2 separate regions of the Mus musculus genome follow, and region 1 is linked to region 2. A link is a loop called in an ENCODE intact Hi-C map of the cell type or tissue named here. Cell type or tissue: gastrocnemius. All regions are shown on one strand. Links, peaks and the distances in the headings refer to the core of each region. The heading gives the core; the rest is flanking DNA.

Region 1 (8,323 bases), core at 84-8,083, 55 kb before region 2:
GCTGTACACTTGGCAGAGAGCTGTCCCTCTGCGTCTCACCTACCCTACCAGGCTGAGCTGACCGGTCATCTAATTTCCATCACTGAGGGTTGCTGAGTGCCTACTGCACTCGTGAAGACACGGTCCCTGCACGGAGCGCAGCAAGCTTGGCTCCCACTGTCACTGGAGTGAAAGGCCAGGGAACGTTTCTCAACAGAGATCATCTCATTCCCTGAGGCTCCACGAGGGCTTGAGATTCATCCAGCAGAAAGGAGTTTTTCATATACTTAAGAAAACAGACATTTGGAGAAAGAGTTTCCCCTTCAATGCAGCAGCTATAAATTCTCACAGCATCCTGTGTGGATGTCAGCTGTCATAGAGGGTGCTCCATCTGATGGCTGGCCTCTTCTGCATGAGCTGGCCAGGGATGGGAGGACTCTGTACTCTAGATCATAGGACAGAACCTGAAAAATCACTGCCTGTAGAACAGGAACTGGACCCCCGAGGCAGAGCTAAGCTCAAAGAACTCCTCACATCTTCAAGTTGGCCAGCCAAGGACGGAGAAACGGAGGAACGGGTCTGCATCTCGTAAAAGCGGCAGTGGAAACAGCCCCTGGCTGGCCCAAGCAGCATTCCTGCGAGTTTCCATTGGCTGCTGTCAAACTCTCAAACTGCCAGAATCAGTCTCCTTCCAGACCCTTTCCGACAGACAGTCGGGACTCAAGGCCACAGTGGGGGAGCAGGACTGATGGCATTTCCTTTTCTGCCTTCTTTTTCTTTTTTCTTCCCCCTTTAAACTTTTAATAGGAACCCAATTTCCAAACGCAGAGACTGTGGATCTAAAAAACAAGATTTGCTGGGCCAATGGCAGTACTGGGGCCTCTCCTTGGTTCCATAGGAGGGAGGCCCATACTTTAGCCCAGCAGGGATGTGGTCCTTACATGTGTCCATATTAGATTAAATGGAATAATGGAGGGTGGCAGGCCCACTGGGGACACGTTTGCGTACAGTTCTGAAGGGGACTCCTTGCTTTGAAGCCTCACTGTATGTACGTCAGACCTCAAACTTGTGGCAATCCTCCTGCCTCAACCCTTGCAGTGCTGGGATGAGAGACAAGAACACCATGTCTGGCAAGGGATGCTTCATAGTGTGCCCCTCATACTTGCACTCCCCTCCCCACTACCATTCTCAGGCTTCCCTCCCTGCCAGGTCAGCTTGATGAGTCGAGACATCTTTGCATCTGGGCCACACTTTCTCTGTCTGCTCTGCCCGAGTCGGGTGGCAGTCACCACCAGGAATAACTAACTATACAGTTCCAGATACGTTGCTGGGCTTGGGCAGGAGGGGCTTTCTAGGTACCGGTGCATTAGATGCTCTCTGGCGTTCTTTGTTTGATAGTTTCCCCCTCAATGGATCCCATTCCAATAAAACACGTGCATTCATTTTCACTAAGAACAAGGGTTCCCATGACAGAACTGGGCCCTGGGAACCACGTCTTCACTTCCACTGCGGTATCTGTGTGAGACTGTAACCCACTTTAATTCGAATTGTGTATCTTTCCAGAAAAATTCTAGATTTTTTTCTTCTTCTTTTTCCTTTGTTTTGGGACAAGGTCTACTGTAGCCTAGACTGGCCTTGAACTCTATGAAGTTGAGTATGGCCTTGAACTTTTCCTGCCTCTTCTTCCTAGTGCTACCATCATGAGCTACCATCATGCCTGATTAATACCCAGTTAGGTGCTGGGCATCAAATTTAGGGCTTTGTGCACACTAGATATATGACTACCAACTCATCCCCAGTGCGTGATGCTGTTTTCTTCCCCAAAGGAGAGGATTTTCCCAGCAGTGGACAGGCCCACCAGGATCTCACACACACACTTAGCCTGGTGATATAACTAAGCAAGCCCCTGGCCGGGGTCTACACAGGTCACAGCACTGGAATGGTTGGGAGAGGCTGCTGCCACTTTGCCAGGACCCAGAGGAGGAAGGACAAAACATCTGGGGGATCATGGTGGACATCTGGGACTTCCTTGATAAGGACTAACCCTAGCCACTTCATATGGCCTTTTCATAGTGGGACTTTTACCTGTAGGAGCACATGTCTACACCAGTGTCAGGGACTCAGGGCTTGGTAAGCATGTATTGCATCAGTGTCCAGAGGACGCTGACTGACTGCGCAGTGCCTTTCAGGGGAGCCTGGTCACACAGACGGCTAGCTGCTCACCTCATTTCAACCCCATGGGAGTCTCCTGTCACTGAGGGTCTGATCTGTCTGAGCTGGGACACAAGGCCATCCCTGTCCCTCAGGATGTGAATGGGACCTTAATAAAAGTAAACCCATGGGGGCTGGAGAGATGACTCAGAGGTTAAAAGCACTGACTGCTCTTTCAGAGGGCATGAGTTCAATTCCTAGCAACCTATGTGGTGGCTCACAGCCATCTGTAATGGGATCCGATGCCCTTCCCTGGAGTGTCTGAAGACAGCTACCATGTACTCACATACATAAATCAATCTTTTTTTTTTTAAAGTACACCTGCAATATTGGTACACCACACTCCATAGCCTACCTGCCTTGACGTTCTTTAGTACAAAGGTGGATAAGACCTGGCCTTCCAGTCCCTCAGATGGAAGTGTGTCAGACCAAGTTGCAGGTGCCCGGGGGCAGAACATCTATCACAACTTCCAGCCCCAAGTTCTAAGCATGCACAGCCCAAAGAGAAGGTGGAGGCCTCCAGAGCTCCTGACTCCGCCAGCTGGCCGGCTGGCCTTGTCACACAGCTGGTAACACCGAGACACACTTTCTCCATTGCCAGCTTCCTCTCCCCAAACCTCAGGCAAATGGTCTTTAATTTGCCTAAACACCTAGGTTTGGAATTTTCACAGAAGCCATAAAAGGAAAAAAAAATGTTGGGTTGGTGAGATGGCTCCTCAGGTAAGCCACAAGACTGCCATTCTGAGTGTGATCCTTAGAATCCACGGGTGAAGGAAAGAACTGAATCCCCAGAGCTGTCCTCTGACCTTTACATGCATGCTGTGGTACGTGTGCAGGCATGTATGTGTATGCATGTATGTGTGTGCATCATACATATACAAGAAAGAGAAGGAAGGAAGGAAGGAAGGAAGGAAGGAAGGAAGGAAGGAAGGAAGGAAGGAAGGAAGGAAGGAAGGAAGGAGGAAGGAACCACAGGAGCTCACACAGTGATTCGGAGAGAGGGCCTCAGGCCACACAGACCTGAGAACTGCAGGAAGAGCGCGGAGGATGTGGCTGCTGTCGGGAGGGGCTACAGGGCTGTGGGAAGGCAAGGTGGAACGGAGGGAGGGTGTGAGGGGTGGGGGTGGTTCAGACTGGAGACAGGGAAGCCCTGGAGGAAAATAGACAAAATTAGAGAACTCTCTGGAGAGTGAGCCAAGACTCAGGTTAGAGAAGAGAGCCCAGGAGAGACAGGGAGTGTGAGGTCCCTTGGAGGGGTCCGAGGGACATAGTCAGCCTTGTCTTGGTCTAGAGGAGGCTCAGTGAGCAGCAGAATAAGCGCTTCTGAGTTAATCCTCACTGAGGGGAGAGCCGGAGGGGGGGAAAGGGAGGAGAAGCCCCTGATGGAGGACAGGGGACAATCCAGGGTGCTGTGAGCCCTGCGTGCGGAAGACAGCCAGGGAGGGCCTGCCCAGCCGAGGTGAATGGATAGCAGAAAGGGAGTGAGGTTCTGGGGACAAAACCCAAGGGCGTAGTGACAAGTGGCTGGGCCAGCCCTTGGCTCAGCCCAGCAAGTGAGGATTTAGGAGCTGGGGCCAGGGGGTGGGGCTGCCAGTGTGACTCATCTTGGGCTTCTGGAGGAAAATCCTCCTAGGATAGGCTCAACAATGGTATTCTATTTCCATCCTGATTTTTCTGTGAGGGGAGGGAAGACAGCAATCTGCCCCCGGTTAGGACAACATTCCCCAGGCAAATACGGCTTCTTTCACTCACAGTTCAAGGCGAGTAAGACATTTTATGTAATACTCTGAAGGGCCTTCTACACAGTCTAAAAGGAATGGACTCTAAAGTGACAGCCTTTATTTTTAGTCACCTAAGTACCATGGTGATTCTCAAAGAAGCTGCACCAAAATGCAAGCCTGGCATGTCTGGCACTGGGCTCCCTGGCCCAGGGCCGTTTTGAAGATGTCTTTCTGTACCAGCATGAGTTATGAGGTGTCTGCTGAAGGCCCACTAGGATCCCAAGAAAGCTCGGGGACCCCCAAACAGCTGAATCTAGCTCCTCCTGCCTTGTCCTTGACAGGACCAAGAACCCACAGTGGCCTGACCGGATGCCCTGCATGGCACCGAGCCTGGGTTTGAGCATCTGCTGGCTTGAGGTGACCGAGGGGAGACTCTTAGCCTCCCTGACTGGTGTGACTAGGAAGATAGGGTGAGTTCACAGGGCCTCACAGGTGGCCACACTGCGCTGGTGGTTCCTGCAAACTCCCAGAGAAGGGTTCTCTGGGCATTTTAAGGAGGGGTGAGAAAGTCCAGGACCCCGGAGATTAGATTTCTTCCTTAAGGGAAGGTGAAATAGTGAAAAGGTCAGGTACAACTTGTGTGGTTGTCCCCTCACCTCAGGGAGCGGCCCCTGACACCCTCATGCTCTCTCCCTGGGTTATGTGGGCCTGTCATTGTCCCTTCTACTTCCTCATGGTCACCTCCTGCTCATCTCCTGTCTCCTCACCACTGGCCTCCCCTACAGTCTCACCAGCCCCTTTCCCTCTCTGGCCTGGTTTTCTCAAGGTGGGCTTATACTGCATCTTTCTACAACTTTTTGTTTTGTTTTGTTTTGTTTTGTTTTGTTTTGTTTTTCGAGACAGGATTTCTCTGTGTAGCCCTGGCTGTCCTGGAACTCACTTTGTAGACCAGCCTGGCCTCAAACTCAGAAATCCACTTGTCTCTGCCTCCCAAGTGCTGGGATTAAAGGCGTGTGCCACCACCGCCCGGCTCTACAACTCTTTCTTCTTGTTTATTTCTTTTTCTATCCCACATTTCACTGTGTATTTGGGAAGAAGGCAAAAGAGCGGACCTGGGCGAATGTCTTACTGACTGGGATGGCGCCCCTGACATAACGGGCTCTGGGCCTCAGGCTGCAGCTCTCAGGGCTGGGGAGGCCACCTCTGGGATTGACACACATCACAAGGTGGCAGATTGATGCACAGGATGAGTGGAAAGGCTGAGGGACAACTGGCAAACAGTCGGGAGGCCAGTGTGCTTGAGTAGGAAAAGATACACGAGAGAAATATGGGCTGAGGTCATGATGGTGGTGGTGCAGGCCTTTAATCCCAGCACTAGGGAGGCAGAGGCAAGCGGATCTCTGAGTTCAAGGTCAGCCTGGTCTACAGAGGTCTACAGGATGGCCAGGGCTACACAGAGAAACCCTGTTTCAAAAAGAAAAACAAAACAATTAAAAAAAAGAAAAGAAAAGAAAAGAAAAAAAGAAAGAAGGAAGTTAGAGTAGAGACCTAGCCAAAAAGAGGAGGGAAGGAGGAAGCCTCCATTGTGTCACTAAGTCACAGGTCTGAGCAGGTGCCATCGGGAAAGATGATATGGTGTCTGCTGGTGGCTGAAGGAACTCTGGGTGAAGACCTGACCCTAGCCCCCTGGTCCCACAAGCAGAGGGATGGAAGGCTCAGAGTCACAGACTTTCGAGCAGCTACTGTTCCCTCAGCCACTGCCACCACCTGTGCAGAAGACCTACCACATGCAGGACAAGGGACTCTGGCTCCTGAGGCCTTCTAGACATTGCTGTCACCAGCAGAAGTCTGGAAGGGCTGAGTTTTGGCAAAACCGTTCTGCTATCACCGATGGTAAGTGACATATATCTCAGGAGGAATTACGAAGTGAGCTGTTAGGCACATGGTGTGCCGGCCACTCTAGCTATACTTCTCAGATACATGGCTAGACTCTCGGGAGGGTCTGCACATGCGCAGGACTCACCCCAGCTTCCCTCGGTTACCTGACTCCCCACTCAGCTCTGGGGACCTTCTTCCCAGCAGCTACGACCCGCCCTGGCCAAAGCACTTCCCTGTGGTCAGGTCTTATTCCAAGGAGAATCCTGGGCCCTCTTAGGCGAGGGAATAGATTCCAGAGAGGAGGGCACCTCCTGGGCCTGCTCCATGAGCTGGAAAGTAGGTAACACGGAAGTGGGCAAGGTGGCTAAGCCAGGCACCACGTCACATGCCTGCCTGGGCAAGAGGAGGACGAACTGAAGTCTAGCAGGGAAGCCTCGGCCTGAGACATCTTCCCTAGTCTGTAGCAAGACAGAGATCCACTGTGGCTAGGAAAAGACAGCAGCATTGGGCAGAAGGTAGCACTCGGCTGTCTCATAGCAACCATGGTAGCCCCAGCAGGGCTCTGCAGAGAAGGGGTTCCTTCTGCGCTAGCACACACCAGCCTTATGGGCCCACGCCTTCCCTGCCTGCCTGTCCCCTCAACACCCACATCGCAGCTTCCTAGTGACCCCTGTTCTGGGTGACTCTTGAATCCCATCCTTCCCACCGCCTCTAGGATGTGATACCTTTTCTACCCAAGACATCAGACTCCTTGTGTGTGACACTCAAATGGCACTTGTGGCCACTACTGCTTCCTGAAGCCCAGGGACAACTTCTGTCCCAGGATCCCCTCCTCGCCCCAGCTCATGCTTGGGGCCTGCCTTCCTCTCCTTTGTGTTTGTGGCTGCAGCAGGGGTGTGAGCCCCTGGGAAATGTCGCAGCGAGTCTCAGTGAGAAGCTTTGGCCTGTAGGACAAAAGAGCAGGATCCTGACTTTGATGGCCCATGCTCACATCTGAACCTGACCAGCTGGCCGACTGGCCTCGGCTACGTTACCATACTTAGGGCTTCAGTTCTCTTGTATGTAAAATACAGCTCTCAAAGCTACTGCAATGCTCACTTAATAACTCATGTTTATTTAACACATACCATAGGGGTAGGAATAGGATGCACTGTAGGCAACATGATGCCCCTAGCTCTTGCCCTGGCTAGGCTTTGGAATTTTGGGACACACTGATGTTCCAAAGGAGTTTCCTGTGATCAGTTCTAGGAGGGTCTGAGGCAGTGGGGTGCAAGGAGGTCTGTGGCTTCTTATAGCTCCCCTACGATGGAAAACTGTTCTTAATCATTTCCAGGACTGTGGCTGATTTGGGCTCCCCCCAGGAGGTCTCTCTGGAGGGTCTTGGGTTCCCCAGTATCCCCCCAAATACAGGACTCTTTTTTTCTCCCCCCCCCCCCCGGACTCTTATTAGAAGCTAAGGAGTGTCATAAAAAAAAGGTTCAGTTACTCTGGCACATCACTGTGAGTAAAAGTGGTAGGTGTGGGAGAATGTTCTAGGGATGGCCACTGGCTCTAGGAACCTGGACTGTGCTACACACATCTAACTCCTTTGTTCATTTTAAAGACAGAAAATGTGGAATTAATCTCCCTATCACATGGTTTTGACTCTACTCAGATTCTCAACATCCAAAACAGAAGCAATGAATGGGGAGTCTCTCTCTGGTGTGAGGTCTTATGAGCTATTAAATCAAAGTACAAATGCCGAGTAGGCAGTCTGTCCCAGCTCTACCCTGTCTCTAGCAAGCACGTGTACACAGAGGAAGCCCTGTCTTGCTGATGGTGGACCATGGCCAGTCACATGTGAAGATGACTAGGAACTAGAGGGGGACAGGCTGCTAGTTTGAGTTCAGTCCTTCGTGACACCCAGGCTCTTGGTCACAGCCCACATCAAATGGTTTGTTGCTCAGGGGCTTTTAACTCTGAGGGTGCCCACACTGGCCCTCAAGCAGCCTGTCAGACATCTAGTGCATAAATCTTGTTCACAGACAAGTTCCAAGTCTTCCTGTTCCAGGACACGGGGGCACTTAGAAAGTATGTGATGGACAAATGCTGAGTCCTGAGTGCTGGGAGAGTAGAGAGAACACAGTTCCCTGAGCGCAAAGGGCAGCCCAAGGCTGTTGGTGGGTCTGCCTGGCTGCTGGAGAGCACTTAGTTCATTTTAATCCCAGGCTATGGCAAGTTTAAGTGTGGCAGGGGAGGGAGAGGGGTGATCGACACCAGCGGCCCCACCCCGAGCATGGCCCTCCAACTGCCTGGCCGTGGGAGAGCCCCCTCTCCCTGACTTTAGGAGAGCAGGAAATGGGGGAAGACAAAGTCAGAGCTGGAGTCAAAGGATCTGTGGGTTCCTCCTCTTCCCATCAGCCCTCATTTGATGACTTACAGCTTTAAGGCCGGAACTCTGGAGGGAAGGAATGGAGGTCCTCTCTTCTGAGGACATCTGTAATGCTGAAGTACCCAGGATCACACATAGCTGGCCCATAAAACAAGAATCTACA
Region 2 (8,323 bases), core at 69-8,068:
TCAGCTGGGCTGTGGGAGCATGCAGGAGCCTCTGGGGCCCTCAGCAGAGCCCACAAGGATCACAAGGAGCCTCTCAGATGCGAACCACATTGGTGTATATGAATGTGCGGGGAGCATGCAGACATGTTCCCGGGAACACTTAGGGAGACAGCCAAAGCTTTATGTAACCTGATATTTATATCTGAACAACATGTTCCAATGACACAACTCCGGGAAGCAGCATGGAAAAGATCTCAAGGGTTCTGCAGCCCACTCCTGGAGACAGAACAGAGACCCCTGAGCCTAGTGAAGGCCACCACGGCCCCTGCCCCACCTAAGGCGAAGCAGCAGAGGCACAGTCAGTGGCAGAAAAGTGGAACACAATGAGACACGATCAGGGGGCCCTGGGCTTCCCCAGAACCGCAAGACAGCAGTCTGTGTAGACAGGACAATATGCACCCCCACCCCTGCCTGAGAGAGAAAACTATCCCCAACAGAAGAACAACAGAAGTCCTACTCTGTTACAAATGCCAGGGTCCCCAACTTCTCCAGCCATGTGCTCCCGAGGAGGGCTGAGCTGACATGTCAGGCTTCAGGGGACACCCAGACATGGAGCCCACCCCCACTGTTCCCCACTTGTTTTCCTGCCTGGACTGCTGGCCACAGCCACCCCGGCTCTGCTCTGCTGAGGTAGTGCACAGGACCCATCTAGGCCAGCCTCATCTTGAAAGCCACCCCTGCATAATACTCCCACTCAAGGGCTCAACTGCCCTCAGAGGGGCGAGCCTCTCCTCAATATCCCGGACAGGGTCTGTGCAAGAACAACCTCCTTTTTATGAAGTCCTGAGCTGTCCGGGCTGCCTTGGCTTTTTGGCAGATATCAGGGACAACACAGATTATCATTTGGTAGCCGTGTGCTCCTAGCTGTGATGGAGAGTGGGAGCTGTAACTCATGCCAGAGATGCACAGCAGAACACTGCTACAGGTCAACCAGGAGCCAGTGGGGTCCTGCAGCCCTGTCCCTAAACCCCAGGAAATGGCTACAGTTTCTGGGCAGCAGAGAACCTGAAGAGAGACTTACGTACACACAATCCGTCCCACCTACACTATTTTGTATCCAGGAAGAAGCCTTTGGCAAACCTGAGCCTGACAGAGTCCAAGGCTGCCAAGGGGCCCAGGGGATGCCTGGCGCCTGGCAGGATGGAATTCTCTGAGGTAGACGGTGCCGGGGCTGAGCTCCATGTCCACATCCTGTCACAAAGGGGTCTGTGCACTTCCAAGTGACCAACATGTTTCTCATGATGCTAACTTGCATTCCCAGTGACTCAGTGGCCTCTGGGTCTCCAAGGAATGTTGAATAAACGTAAATGTATCCTAAATCTAGCAGCAAGGACACCTTAAGTGTCCATCTTTGCTAAGGTCACATAAATGGCCACTTTGGGATGGTAGGATACAGTGAGGTGGTCTGGCTAGCACTGCTCCTGACCAATGCATTAAGTCTCAACACCCCAAGTAGGACCAGAGAAATAACAAATGCTTGCCAAACCTGACAACCTAAGTTGTCAGGGTCCCACATGACAGAAAGAGAACCAACTCCCAAAATTTGTCTAAAACCTCACAAGTATGCCATGGCACATTCACATGTGTGCACGTACGTGTGTGCACAATACTCTAAACAAAAAACCAAACATTTAAATAAATTAGTGTAATTTTAAAAATTTAAAACACCAAAGGGCTCAATATCTTGCTAGCTATAAAGCCATTTAAAAGCCCTTCATGATGCTTTGGAGAGATAGCTCAGCAGTTAAGAATGTGTACTGTTCTTGTTTTGTTTGCTTGTTTGTTTGTTTGGTTGGTTGTTTGGTTTTTCGAGACAGGGTTTCTCTGTGGAGCCCTGCTGTCCTGGAACTCACGCTGTAGACCAGGCTGGCCTCAAACTCAGAGATCCACCTGCCTCTGCTTCCCAAGTACTGGGATTAAAGGCGTGCGCCACCACTGCCCGGCATATACTGTTCTTATAGAGAACCTGCATTTAGTTCCCAACATCTAGGAAAACCAGTATCCTACTCTACCCTCTGCATTCATGTGTGTGTGTACGCGCGCACACACACACACACACACACACACGCACACACACGCACACACACACACACACACACACAATTTAAAAGAAAGAAAGAAAGGGAGAAAGAAAGAAAGAAAGAAAGAAAGAAAGAAAGAAAGAAAGAAAGAAAGAAAGAAAGAAAGAAAGCAAGCAAGCAAGCAAAAAAGCCTTTGTAATGAGACTGGGGTAAATGGCTTGATGACAGCATGCTTAATGTCCTAGGTTCAATTCCTAGTGCCACATTAAAAACAAAAAACTGGAGAGATGGCTCAGTGGTTACAAGCACTAGCTGCTCTTCTGAAAAGCCCTGGTTCAAGTCCTGGCTCACACCCTATGGCTGCTCATGACAATCTGTAATTCCAGTCTTAGGGGCCCAGTGCTCTCTTCTGCCCTCTTTGGGCATTGTACACACTTGGCACACAAACATATGTATAGGCAAAACACTCATACATACAAAAATAAGTAAAATTAAACAACCCCCCCTTGGGTAGGGTGGGGTACATAAATGTTCTCAGGAGCCAGTGACCAGAGAACTCAAGACTCAGCAACTCAGGTTTCTGAAAATGACCACACCAAGCCTCCCGATAACCCATCTCTCCCAGGAACTTTGTAAATAAAACACTAGAGTGCGTAGGACCCAGTGTGGGAACAGTGGGCAGACTCCCAGACCCTTCCTACTGAAGAGCTAGATTTGGCTTCCAGTTGCGTGACTCTAGGCAAGCCTAGCATTACCTGCAGGTGAAGCAGGGAGTGGCCACGCCTTGCTGGTCACCCAGGCCTGTGCCTGGATCATGGACCTGCACATGTTCGTACACCGCAAAGCAGACTCTGGGTTTCGGGGATGGCGGGGGCTGCTGCTCAGATGTCTGAACAGTCGTAACGTGGGCTCTGAGCATATGGCACTTAACCACCTCCATGGGAACCGGCACTGTCAGGGCTCCACCAGCAGCCCATCGGCTCCTTGCTGAATTAGGAAATCAGAACCGCTCCTTGAAGTGATAGGGAGGAGCCAAGAAGCACCTTGCCTGGGAGGGCCTTAGATAAAGAGCACGACTCCAGGCTGTAGCTCAAAGCTGAAGCAAGCTTTACTCCAACAACTGAGGCGAGGGCAGGAAGCAAGAGCACGGGGCCGCCGGGTGCACACTGCAGTAGCTCTAACCACGTCTCTTACAAGAACCCAGCAGCCTCTCAAATCAGAAAGCTACTCAGAAGGGTCTGGCAACCATCCCGAATTGCCAGGGGAGCCATTTGGACTCTGCGTCCTTAAGACCTTCACCTGGGTTTCACCTTCAATCTGGAACAGAGGAGAGATCAGAGGTTTGCTGCCACAACAGTGCTAGGAGCCTCCAACAGACCCACATGTGCACTGGAGAGGCGTGATCCTCCCTGGCAGGGTTTTAGCCGAGGAGCTCTCTGCAAAGGCCCTTGACTTGAGCAGACCTGTTCAGGGTCCCAGAACCAGAGAGTAGAGTGAGACATACTTCTCCCTCCCCCTCCCAGAAGGTGATCCCCAAAGCTAAGAGATGAGTTTGCTCTCGTGTGAGCACCTACCAGGTGCCACAGCCTTGTGCAGGAAGCTCAGGAGGAAGCCTGCTGTGTTTATAGGCTGCACAAAGTCCCCACTAGGCTCCGATACACACCAGGACAGCCGAGAAATAGGACCCTGCAGCCTGGCTGAGGAGTTCCATCCCAAGAGGCAAGGACAGCAGCAAACGCCCACTGAAAGCTTTCAGAGGAACCTGTGGGTTGCAAGCACTCCAGTCCACTCGGAACTTGGCGTTGGTGCTCACCCAAGTCCACATACTGCCTGGCCCTGCCAGCCCCGAGCTGCACTTCTGCCCACTCCCTTGAAACCCACAGTTGTCTCCTACCTCTTCTGTACTCCCCCACCTCCTGCCGGTCCCCTCCTAAGATCCCAGTCTCCTCAGGGCTCTGCCCTCCCCCGCTATCTCATGGGTCTCCCTCTGGCTGCGGTGGAGACCCCCAAGGCCCAGGTGGCCCCACCACCAAGACAGCATCAGCTTCCACCTCTACTCATTCTACATAAAGCAGTTCCCTTGGCCTGACCACTCTCTGATTTATGCTACACTGCATGGAAACCCACAGAGCAATGACCAGGGCCTATCAACCACACATCGCAGCAGAATCTCACGCAGCACTTGTCCTCTCAAATGCCCCTCCTCTATTTGCTCCAAGTGCCAGGCCCCAGAGTTACCAGCCACTAGGATTTGGAGTCTTACATTTAAAGGTGGCATTCAAAGCCTTCCAATGTGTTCGTACATGTTGCTATAACTCATGAATACCAGGCTGAGGCTCCCAATCCATCAGAGAGACTCTCCCAGAGACAGCCAGAAATCTTCTTCCCCCAAACCTCACCAAGCACTATACCTTAATACCTATAATACTCTCTCATCAGATTTCCACCTCGTGGGCAAGGGTCAGAGAACACAGCCTGCGCTCCTGCTCACTTTTCTGTCTCATCTCTCCCTGCTCAAACCCTCCTTGCTCTGCCACTGTCACCAGTCAACATGGAGACAGCGTCCAGGCTCAACACTAGTCCTTTATTTGGGCCTGGGCCAGAACAGAAAATAAGTCTCTGAGCCTGAAGTGGGGAGCACAGCTCTCCAGGAGGAAGGCCCCCTAAGCCTGCACACACACACACACACACCTGTCCTGCTCTAGGAGCCTCTGAAAGAACATCAATGCTTGATGCCTAGGCTCTCAACAGGAAAGACCTAGTTCTTGTGACTGAGCCCTGCCACCTGGTGGTGGCACCGTGGACTGTATGTATGCCTCAGCAAGTCACTGGGCGACTCCTGAACACTTGGGACCAGCAGCCACATCTCTGTCACTGTTCCCATGCTGTGCCAGTCACTCTTCATTCTTAACAAGAGCTAAGTCAAACCCTGTAAGACGAACCCTATCACTGTCCCAAGAGCTTGGAGGAGTCCACTGACTTACCTAGTGTCAAACAGCTGAGAATGCTGAAGCTGCCTACAGAATCCACACTCCACTTTGTCCTGTCCCAAACCAGGAACTTCTCCCAATTCCTGGAGGTCCGCTCACCTCAGTTACCCAAGAAAGTGTTGCTTTCCAACATCCAACAATCAACCCAGAAAGGCTTATGGGAATAGTGGGGTAGAGAGTGCTAAAGACTGAACTCCAAACCCACCGTCAACTCCCCGTGCTCTGCATCCACAGATGCAGATGTTAAAGAACGGGCCGTAGGCCTAGGCCTGGTACCAGGGCCTGGCCCCCAGCTAAAGTCAACCTTCTACGTGGTTCATGGCTCTAGGCAGAGCTGTGGAAGATAACATGAGACCAAGGTCCCACCAACCTCTTTGGGCAGCCCTGTCTCCTTGACCCCGGAAAGTCATCTCTGTCACAGGAAGAGATGAGTAGTATGGGGGTATCAAGAAGTAGGTCTCGGTACAGTCCTAGCCAGAAACTCAACCAAGACTCCACAGCTACAGTGTGCGTGAGACTCTGCTATCTCATAACGGGGCACCACCTGACCAACTTTCCAAGCCAAGATGACTATAGCGACAACTACTCATCCTGGCGAACCCCACAGCAACAGGAATCCTCCCAGCTCGGGGCTGTCCTTGAGCCTATGTAAGCACCACAGCAATGAAGCAAATGGCCGGCCCTAGCACGGTCTCAGCAGTGGCTGCCTGTGGGTCTGGGACACTGCTCAACACTCACACTGATAATGCTGCAACAGCCGATGAGTCCGCGCATCCCACACCTTCACCGTGTTGTCCATGCCGGCAGCAGCAATGCAGGTACCACTGGGGTGGAAGTCCACGTAGGTGACAAAACTGGAGAGACAGAGCGGTCAGATACCGTAAGAGGTCTTCCCTGTGTGTCCACTCACACAGATCCCTCAACCTGGAACATGCTGCTTTATCAGGTAGCCAGAGACCAAACAGCAAGTGACAACAGTGACCAGCAGTGACAAAAAGTAGACTTATCAGGGACCATGTCCCTCCCACCCATCTTTAAGTTTTTTTGAGGCAACACCTCTATATTCAGTATGTTGCCCTGGCCGGCCTTCTCACCTCCCTTCCTCAGGACTAAGATTACAGGTGTGTGTGTGTGTGTGTGTGTGTGTGTGTGTGTTCAGTATGTTGCCCTGGCCGGCCTTCTCACCTCCCTTCCTCAGGACTAAGATTACAGGGGTGTGTGTGTGTGTGTGTGTGTGTGTGTGAATGTAACACACCCAGCCCACTGCTGATTTTTTAACTACCAGTAGAGATAGCTATCTTCAGACCAATAGGTCAGCCAAGTTGCTCTAGAGTTCTTTTGCCAGGGCTAGCTCCACGACGGGTCCCACCAACTGGGGAGTGGGTGGGAGGGTCTAGCAGGGCTACAGGGCTGCTCACCCATCTGTCTTAGAAGACAGGTCAAGAGCCTTCAATGCAAACACTCAGGCACTCTGCAGGGGCCCCTGCTGGTGAGTCCTAGCTTAAGGATGCAGTCTGCTTAGACATGCAGAAGAGCTAAATCCCTGCTCAGAGGCAGGCTCCTCCGACTCTCATGTGTAATTTGGCACAGAATGTAGAGCCACTACCACGGTGACACTAAGTCTTAACAAGAAGTTTGGGGGGTTGATTCAATGCTCAGAGAGACACATTATAATTTTGAGAACTAGAAACTAAAAGGGAGTAAAAGAGGCCAAATTATTGTGTGACTTTAGGTAAAGGATTTCTGCTGTCCACGGGGTAAGGGTGGGGCTTAACTCTTCATCCACAAAGGAAAGGGAAAAGCTCCTAGGAAAAGCAGATGGCCCCAGCCCCGGCCCCGGCCCCCCGGCCCCCAGCCTCCTGGCCCCTAGCCCCCCGGCCCCCAAAGGTCCCTGGGCCTCCTCAGGCCCTGACCTACACTCTGCAGGACCTGCAGAGGGAGGACAGCAGGGACTCACCCGCCGTGCTCACAGTATGAGTGGATACATTCCCGGCTGGTCTTGTCCCACAGCTTGACAGTCTTGTCATCACTGGCAGACACGATGAGCCGCCCGTCAGGGGAGAACCTAAGTTGACAGGGCCGTAAGTTGCACGACTTTGAATACCACACCATGTTCTCTACAGCCACTTCCAGAGGAGAGGATTAAAGTCTCCAGAGAGCACTAAGAAACCATGAAAGTCAGAGGTTGGGGACCATTGAACGCTCTTCCTCTGGAAGTTTCTTATTCCCTACAATAGAACCATTCTTTATTCTGGGAGGGCCCTGCTCTGAGAGTGGGTACTGATGGGGAGGGCAAGCCAGCAAACTGGGCTGTTACGTCCCAGGCCCTCCATGCGCTTCTGTTGACCCGTCATATTGTGCTGATGTGCTCGTGTGGAGCTCCTGACCACCGCCATGCATCAAGCACAATATGACGGACCTTAACCCCCTCCTCTGGAGCAGAGCCGTGACATGAGAAAGCTCTGTTGAAAGAAGCTGACAAAACTACAGGCAGGAATATCTGTCTCTGTCATTCTTCAAGTCACTGGCATCCGATATCACAGCATCGCCTCCTGCACCAAAGCCAGGGACTCCGGACCAAGACCTTACCCAGCAGCCTTGGAGCACAGTTAAGCTCTGAGCAAAGGCACTGTTCTGTTGTCAGCCTGTCTCTTGTTCTGCAAACTGAGAATGATGCTACCTAGCTGGCAGAACTGTCCTCAGGAACCAGGAGAAAGCACACAGCGGTGCTGAGAGGACCCTGCTGCTGCTGCCGCCGCTGCTGCTGTTATCTGCCATCTGCTATTCCTGGGAGCCCTCTGCACACTTGGCAGAGGGTCATGGCCTACTAATATGTATAACACATGAGCTCAATGATGCTTCCCAATAAGTTCAATATAGCAACCACTACTGACATATTACAGATTAGAAAATTGAGGCTCGGGGCTGGCAAGATGGCTCAGCAATTAAGAGCGCCGACTGCTCTTCCGAAGGTCCTAAGTTCAAATCCCAGCAACCACATGGTGGCTCACAACCATCTATAACTAAATCTGATGCCCTCTTCTGGAGTGTCTGAAGACAGCTACAGTGTACTTACATATAATAAATAAATAAATCAAAAAAAAAAAAAAAGAAAGAAAGAAACAAACAAACAAACAAACAAACAAAGAAGGCTCAGGGATAGAACAAAGGGAGACTAAGCAACTTACCCAAGGTTAGAAGCTGACACCTACGAGTCCTTCTGTCTCCCAACCCCTTCCTCCTCCCAGGTTCTTCAGACAGGAAATACTCACT

The links. A loop is a pair of places that touch in the nucleus more often than their neighbours do. Peaks named below come from ENCODE experiments on the same cell type or tissue, not always from the same donor. Only the 100,000 strongest peaks of a DNase experiment are listed, where the experiment ranks them.
Region 1: it touches region 2 in a loop (2.2-fold over the local background); 14 of 42 quality-filtered maps call a loop at or near these places.

What each region holds. Positions count from the first base shown.
Region 1 is chr9:106,340,770-106,349,092 of GRCm38, reverse strand. All of the region lies in intron 10 of Poc1a (POC1 centriolar protein A), which reads right to left. Among named protein-coding and RNA genes, the nearest start is that of Dusp7, 24 kb to the left of the region's middle. In gastrocnemius, for the core only: no CTCF peak of the experiment used is centred there; a DNase peak (open chromatin) is centred at 3,741; H3K4me3 peaks cover 416 bases; H3K27ac peaks cover 2,541 bases.
Region 2 is chr9:106,285,572-106,293,894 of GRCm38, reverse strand. It overlaps Poc1a (POC1 centriolar protein A), which reads right to left. Exons shown (of 11, transcript NM_027354.2): 4 at 8,323; 5 at 7,008-7,115; 6 at 5,789-5,904. Among named protein-coding and RNA genes, the nearest start is that of Poc1a, 8.7 kb to the right of the region's middle. In gastrocnemius, for the core only: a CTCF peak has its summit at 4,849 (motif pointing left); a DNase peak (open chromatin) is centred at 4,846.